Linked DNA regions of Homo sapiens: region 2 is linked to region 1. Evidence: chromatin contacts called from ENCODE Hi-C or POLR2A ChIA-PET data. All regions are on one chromosome and are shown on one strand. Each heading gives the region's core, a stretch centred on a gene start or an enhancer-like site at or near the end of the contact. The rest is flanking DNA. Distances are from core to core; before and after follow the strand shown. Region 1 overlaps PPP1R14C (protein phosphatase 1 regulatory inhibitor subunit 14C). Region 2 holds the start of ULBP3 (UL16 binding protein 3).

Region 1 (3,759 bases), core at 1,234-3,733:
TTCTTCTTTTTTTTTTTTTTGAGACGGAGTCTGAGTCTCCCTCTGTTGTCCAGGCTGGGGTGCAGTGGCGCTATCTCGGCTCACTGCAAGCTCCGCCTCCCGGATTCATGCCATTCTCCTGCCTCAGCCTCCTGAGTAGCTGGGATTACAGGCGCCCGCTACCACGCCCGGCTAATTTTTTGTATTTTTAGTAGAGATGGGGTTTCACCATGTTAGCCAGGATGGTCTCGATCTCCTGACCTCATGATCTACCCGCCTCGGCCTCCCAAAGTGCTGGGATTACAGGCCTGAGCCACCGCGCCCAGCCAAATGCTGCTCTTCTTGGTAACTGCCCTCTGGGGAACAAAAGAGCCCTAGAGGCTTCTCCCATGGTACCATCTTGCTTGGTGACACCAGGGGCTGGGGTTATGTCCCAGGGTCTCTTTGTTCCTCCTTTCCTCTGGGGATATGAACAAAGAGGGGCAGGGGACAAGCAGATCCCCAAACTGGGGCCAGCTCCAGGCGGTAGCTGTTGGAAAATGGGGCTGCCTCCGCCAGCACTTATTGTCCACCACTGCCCATGTCTGGTGGCTGCAGTTTGAGCTGCTCTGAAGCCTTTTGAGGCCACTGGGAGAGGCAGCCTCCTAGCAGGCCTGCCTCAGGAGGAGGAAGCAGATTGCTAAGGGAACAGGGTGGCTGGTGCTTGTGAATGTTACTTCCGTGATGGGACTGTGATTCTCGTTCTTATTTAGTTAATATCATGTCCAATTTCATTTTCAGCTTGTCTCAGGTGAATATTTTATATATTTAGTGAAACCTCACCAACCTTGAAGTCAGGAATTTTGTAACTCCAGTCATTTGGAACCGAGTGAAGGAACCTAAAGGAAAGCAGAAAGAGGCCAGGCGCGGTGGCTCACGTCTGTAATCCTAGCACTTTGGGAGGCCAAGGCGGGTGAATCCCTTGAGGTTAGAAGTTCAAAAACAGCCTGGCCAACATGGTGAAACCTCATCTCTACTAAAAATACAAACATTAGGCCGGGCGCGGTGGCTCACGCCTGTAATCCCAGCACTTTGGGAGGCCGAGGCGGGCGGATCACTTGAGGTCAGGAGTTTGAGACCAGCCTGGCCAACATGGCAAACCCCATCTCTACTAAAAATACAAAAAAATTAGCTGGGCATGGTGGCACACACCTGTAATCCCAGCTACTCAGGAGGCTGAGGCAGGAGAATTGCTTGAACCCAGGAGGCAGAGGTTGAGGTGAGCCGAGATCGCACCACTGCACTCCAGCCTGGGTGACAGAGCAAGACTCCGTCTCGGGGGGGAAAAAAACAAAAAGCAGAAAGAGTAGCTTTGAGACCCTAAAGAGATACGATATTTTGGGGTATGCTGGGGTATGTTCTTGATTTATTACAGAGGTCCTTGGGCTTCCATGTAGAGCTTCTGTGCTCTTACTTTAGCCACATTTCTAACAAGTTTGGTTTTCTGCTTTTTTAGTTCACTAGATTTAGAAGCAACAAACTAGGCTGCTAGGTATACGTTCTGGGAGAACATCTAGAAGTGACAGCTGACAGCCTGACAGTAAGGGAGGAGACAGAGCATCTATAAAAAGCTCGGAAGACCAGAGCTGTCTTATATACTGTATAAGGCAGAGAGCTCTGAGCCTGTTGCAGCCTGGAGCGTGTCCCGAGAGGCAGTGTGGCAGGACGCCTGGCCACAGGAGTGACCTGAGCCATTCAGACCCCAAAGGCAGGCACACGAGGAATCCCTTAGAGAGATTTGAAGAAAAAGAGTTGAATACTAGTTATCTGAAATAATTTACATATATAGAACCCTTGTTTTCCTTGGGATACTAAACACATAAAAGAACTCCCCCTTTCTCTCCATGTCTCCGTTCTCCCCTTCTCTCCTCCCCTCTTTCTCTCCTTCTCTCCTCCCCTCTTCCTCTCCCCCTTGCTTTCCTCCCACCCTTTCTGCGGCCCCTCCCCTCCCGACTCTCCTCTCCCCCACTCCCCTCCCACCTTGCTCTCTCCCTTTCCGTTTTCACTTCCCCTTTTACTTCCCTCCCCCACTCCTTCTCCCTAACACAATACAGCGTCCCTTTTTTTTTTTTTTTTTTTTGTCTTTGAGGTTCACATATATGCAGTGAGTTGCTGGTGAAAGTTTAACAACTGGCTCTCATGGGAGAAAAAAATCCCTTGATTCGGCCGGGCGCGGTGGCTCACGCCTGTAATCCCAGCACTTTGGGAGGCCGAGGCGGGCAGATCACGAGCTCAGGAGATCGAGACCATCCTGGCTAACATGGTGAAACCCCGTCTCTACTAAAAATACAGATTACCTGGGCGTAGTGGCGGGCGCCTGTAGTCCCAGCTACTTGGGAGGCTGAGGCAGGAGAATGGCGTGAACCCGGGAGGCGGAGCTTGCAGTGAGCCGAGATAGCGCCACTACACTCCAGCCTGGGCGAAAGAGCGAGACTCCCGTCTCAACAAAACAAAACAAAACAAAACAAAACAAAAAAACCCTTGATTCACAGCAGCCCAGTTTCCTTAGTGTAAGTCCTCGCCATGGTTGATTTCAGGTGACCATTGTGAAGTCCCTGGGGAGGAGCAGGGACAAGTACTTCCTCCATACAGATGCAGGAGATGGAAGTAACCTTAAGAGCGTAAGAATAGGCAGATAACACCAAATAATCAGAAAGTCATGTTTTGAGTATTTACAACTTTATTATATAATTACTCTTCTTATACAATTATATAATTTAATTTAAAAATTTAGTAACATTTAACTCAATGTATCAAAAATATTATCATTTTAACATATCGATAGAAAATTATTATTATTATTTGAGACAGATTCTCACTCTGTAGCCCAAGCTGGAGTGCAGTGGTGCGATCTTGGCTCACTGCAACATCTGCCTCCCAGGCTCAAGTCATTGTCCTGCCTCAGCCTCCCAAGTAGCTGGGACTATCGGCACGCGCCACCACACCCAGCTAATTTTTTGTACTTTAGTAGAAATGGGGTTTCACCATGTTGCCCAGGGTGGTCTCGAACTCCTGAGCTCAGGCGATCCACCCATCGTGGCCTCCCAAAGTGCTGGGATTACAGGCGTGAGCCACCGTGCCCAGCCTCAATATAAAATTATCAATAAGATATTTTACACTCCTTAAAAATATCTAACCTTCCATTATAGTTAGAGGTGATCCTATGACAAATTTTGACCAGTGAAATGAATTCACTGCATGGAGTTTTTGAATAATAATTTAATGGTAACTGATTCTGTTGTCATGGGAAACTTGTCTTTTTCCTTACTTCCTGAAATGTAAGTAGAAGAGGAAAAAAAATTAAAAATAGAAACAATAAAATAAGAACTTACATATGACGTCTTTGAACTGTTGAACAAATGCCAATATCCAACTATGTTGGACTTCTCTGTATATGGCAGAAAAAAAATCATATTTAGTCTCCAAACTGCTGTTAAAAGGTTGTCGTTGTTGTTAGATGCTGCTAAACCCAATGGTTGAGTAAAAGAGAAGGTGTCAAAAGCAGAGACCTGCATAAGGTGAAGGCACAGGACAAGTGAATTGTGAATGAAGAAAATTCTAGGCTGATGAAATCGAACATGAAAAGGCCGAAGCGGGAAGAAGCTGAAAGTAGAATGAACCAAGGTTTACTAATTACCAATACCATGCAACAAACTCCCCCACATCTTAGTGGCTTAAGAAATGACTATCATTTATTTTGCTTGCAAATCTGATTTGTGCATCATTTGTTGGGGGTGACTC
Region 2 (3,591 bases), core at 152-2,651, 99 kb before region 1:
TGGACCTGCCACTACAGCTATTTGACCCTGGACTCCCTAAGATCCCAGAAGCATGTGTGGTTGGAAAAGGTGCTATGTGGATTTCATGGCTATTCCCAACCACAGAATCCAACAGGGTCCCCTAGTGCTCAGAAGCAAAGCTGTGCCACTCACAGCAGTGAAATCCCCTCATTTAAAAGTGGCTCCTGCTGTGGTCCTGGGCCCCTGTGGAGATGGGCCTCCAGCTATGGGAGGGCAGTGACCACACAGCCTCAGAGCTGCCCATCACAGGGTGTGCTCCTCACCCTTTAGGTCATTAGGAAGATAGGCCCCACAGTGAGAAGACACAGGTGGGTCTCCTGGGATGGGCAGGAGCAGGGCCACAGGGAACCAAGAAGCTGCACAAGCAGTTGGCTCTGATCCCCAGGACACCACATGGCTACACCCCCCCACCCTCAGGTCACACCTGAGGCTTCAGGGAGGGTCCCTGAATGGCCCCTGGGGACCGTTAATGCTACTCAGCAACAAAGGAGGGGAGCAGTAGGCCCCGAACCATGGGACTCCCCCTCACATTCATCACATCCACACCTCCCAGAAGCCACAGGCAGGGTAGGACACACTTGTGACTCTTCAACTTACACAACTTAGAGATGACACCCTAGGGGATGGGGCAGCAATTGCCAGGACACAGCATGTGCCCTCATCTGGAGTCTGCAACCTAGGACAGGGTCCATTTCAGGTTTCTCTTTTACTTGCAGGTTGCCATTGCCTGCTGTTGCTCTACAAAGGGACGGGACTTGACACAGAGACAGAGAACTCACGGCCAGCAAGGACCAAAGTGCCTTCAGCCTTTCCTTTCTAGAAAGGGTTTGCTGACTCCTGTCTGCTTAGTGACTATTCTATATGACGCTGGCGTCACCCATGTCTTGACCCCAGCTCGGGTTCCGGGGGCTCTGGTTTCTCCTTCCCGAGGACGAGTGGGGCTGCGGGGTTGCACCAGGGATCCCCTCCCCACCTCGCCCTCTGCAGCTTTTTGGCCCCTCCACCCTCCTGCGGTTCTTTTTTCGCCTTCTTTGACCCCCCTCCTGCTCTGCAGGGCAAGCAGCAGCCGCAGGAAGCGGACCTGGCGAAAAAGAGCAGCGAATCGGAACTGAGCGTGGGGGCAGTCCGGGGAGATCGCGCCGGTCCTTCTAGAAGGCTTCCCTCCTCTGAAACCCGCTGCAGTCCACAGCCCCCCAGGTTTGGCCCCCGCCCCGCTTAGGCTCCATCCCCGAACTCACCGGCCCGCCCCGTCCCGGACCAGTCGAATAGCAGGTACGGAAGAATCGCGAGGCGCGGAAGGATCGCGGGGCTGGCGGCCGCTGCCATTGTAGACCAGGAGCGCCCGGGACACAAGGCGCAGTCGATGTGGAGACCAGCGTATGAATCACTTCGGCCCTCGCATGCCAGCTAGTGATTGAGTGTGCTCGGCCCCGTCCGGTCCCGTCCCGCCCCGGGATCCAGGGGAGCCTACGCCTGCCCACGTTTGGAGGGATGCTCCGCCCTATCCCGCCCCGTCCCGCCCTTCCCCGCCCCACCCCAGGCTGGGACCCGGGGAGCCTATGCCTGCTGTGGCTCCGCTTCGTCCCGCCCCGGGCTCGTGGCCTGACAGCGGCCCCCTCTGGCCAACCCTTACCCTCCACCCCAGGCTCCGCGCGGGCCAGGACACGATTCCTTCTTGACCGCCTCATTTAATTTTTTAACACACCATTTATTATTACCCCAATGTAAGCACTGATGCACAGGAAAGCGAAGAAACTTGCACAGGGATATCCAGTGGCGGCTGTGTCCCCCCGTCACTGCCTCCGCCAGCGACACCTGCCCTCCTTCAGCCTGCGCCAAGGAGTCCCCGCCCCTCTCCGTCCAGGGCGCAGCTGCTTCCCAGTCCGGAGCAGACCTTCTTTGCCTCTCCACTAAAAGCATGAGGAATATATAGAATATATATAGAATAAAGTATATTCTATATCCCTTTATGACTTCTGGGAAAAAAAAGAAAGAAAAGAAAGCCCTAGTGGCCTACCGTGATCAGTGATCAAATGATCAATTGTGTTTCCATGGAGAGCAGAAGCCGAGGGAGGGTCTACGCATGCGTGGGGCTCACTTTGCTGTACACCCATCTGTGGCCAGCTACACGCAAATCCATGGCTGCACGCGCATCTCTGCCCTGTCCCTGGATGGTGACTGCAGCCATCCTCAAAGCGGCAACCCGAGTGTATCCTCGTCTCAGTCACCATGGAAACATCTAGATCTGTGGGCAGAAGCCAGAGGGAGGTGATGGGCCCAGTGGCCCTTGGCCGCAAGGGAGGGCTTTAGCCTGGGATGAGGAGTGGACAGAGATCTTGAGTGCCACTCAGGCCCCAGCCACTCAGCCCATTCCCTATTGAATGAGAAAAATCGGCACAGACCTCCCACTCCGTACAGTCTTCATGTTGGGATCACCTGCACCTGGTGATCATCAATCCCGAGGGTCCTGAGGCTGTGGGAAAGAGGAGGAGGCCTGGACAAAGCCCAGGGCCTGTTTCTGCTTCAGGACAGAGTCATGGGAGGGCAGCCACCTCTGTGACTGAGCAGGGACACAGGAGCCTAGAAGATTCTGGCCTGATGCACTAGAGCCCCTGTGCAGGAGGGGCCATGTGGAGGGTAGTTTGGAGGACAACAGACACACAAGGGTGGGCAGTTCTCAGATTTGGGAGGGGCAGAGCTTGGCGGGTCCCAGGATCTGTGTGTGAGAAGAGCCTCCCATGTACAGGGCTGGGGGCAGGAGCCCAGGTTAGTCCTGGGAGGAGGCCTCTGGGAAGGCCCTGGCAGCACCACCCCGAGGCCAGGTGACCTGGGCCAGTGACTGGGGGAACAGGAGGAAGGTAGAAGGAGGCTGGCAGGAGAGCCCCAAGCAGGACAGGAGGAGGGGCTTTTGTGCACACCTGGGCCCTCCTGACTCACCCCTGCTGCAGGCATCTGGCCAACAGACTCAGGCCTGCCCAGGATGGGGATAGAAGTGGCCCAAATGTTATTGTAATGGCCGGGATCTAGAGATCATGCATTCAGATATGGAAGTCAGCTGATATTGTGGCTGAATATTCCTGTGCAAGCTTCTTCAGCTTTCTAGGAATGGATGTCTGCATGTGGAAAATGACAAATGCTATGAACACAGATGAAATGAGCAGATTCTACAAGGAACCCTGTCCTTGCACATGCTAAGGACCCAGGGCAGGTCTCCTATTTCAGTTGTGAGGCCTCCAGCTCTCCCTGAAGTCAGCAACTGCCAGGCCCACCCTGAGGAGAGCTGGATCTCTGAGCCCAGGCCATGGCCTCTTCATGGCCCTGGGGGCGCTGTGATGGGGAGGAAATGAAAACAAGACCCACCATCAAGACTCAGGCATGTTTTTCAGACCCACAGAGGATGATTTTTCTCTCCATCACCTGGTGAGCCTGACGTGATGTAAGGGTGGTTGGAAGCTGAGTGAACCAGTGAATGAATGAGACAGTTGTGGGAGTGAATGGGACTCAGAAGAATAGCACAGGTTCAGAGGGGAGCTGGAGCGGAGGTTGTAACCCCCAGCGGCCTGAAGGTGG

Evidence for each region. Hi-C counts contacts between places; a loop is a spot of excess contacts on that map. ChIA-PET counts read pairs that join two places held with the same protein, here RNA polymerase II (POLR2A). Pooled maps may share reads with other maps.
Region 2: a pooled map shows a loop between it and region 1 (2.9-fold over the local background). The contact joins the promoter of ULBP3 here to the enhancer-like site in region 1. A Hi-C loop is called at or near these places in 1 of 37 single-sample maps with no recorded cell type and 8 of 50 pooled maps. POLR2A ChIA-PET finds 5 or more read pairs at or near these places in 5 of 52 experiments (H1, HCT116, OCI-LY7 and 2 more).

Annotation. Positions count from the first base shown.
Region 1 is chr6:150,166,073-150,169,831 of GRCh38, forward strand. The region is part of intron 1 of PPP1R14C (protein phosphatase 1 regulatory inhibitor subunit 14C); the gene reads left to right. Among named protein-coding and RNA genes, the nearest start is that of PPP1R14C, 25 kb to the left of the region's middle. RefSeq lists a silencer at 2,298-2,347 and an enhancer at 2,998-3,759. Within about 2 kb of position 2,484, at least 2 of the 41 ENCODE cell types and tissues checked have a DNase peak (open chromatin) inside an H3K27ac peak, as active enhancers do; they include OCI-LY7, where a contact is called at or near this core.
Region 2 is chr6:150,067,720-150,071,310 of GRCh38, forward strand. ULBP3 (UL16 binding protein 3) reads right to left here and starts at 1,402. Exons shown (of 5, transcript NM_024518.3): 1 at 1,260-1,402. The coding sequence starts at 1,347. LOC124901428 (a long non-coding RNA gene) reads right to left here and starts at 2,554. Exons shown (of 2, transcript XR_007059809.1): 1 at 2,039-2,554; 2 at 1,709-1,931. RefSeq lists enhancers at 1,077-1,126, 1,147-1,226, 2,424-3,291.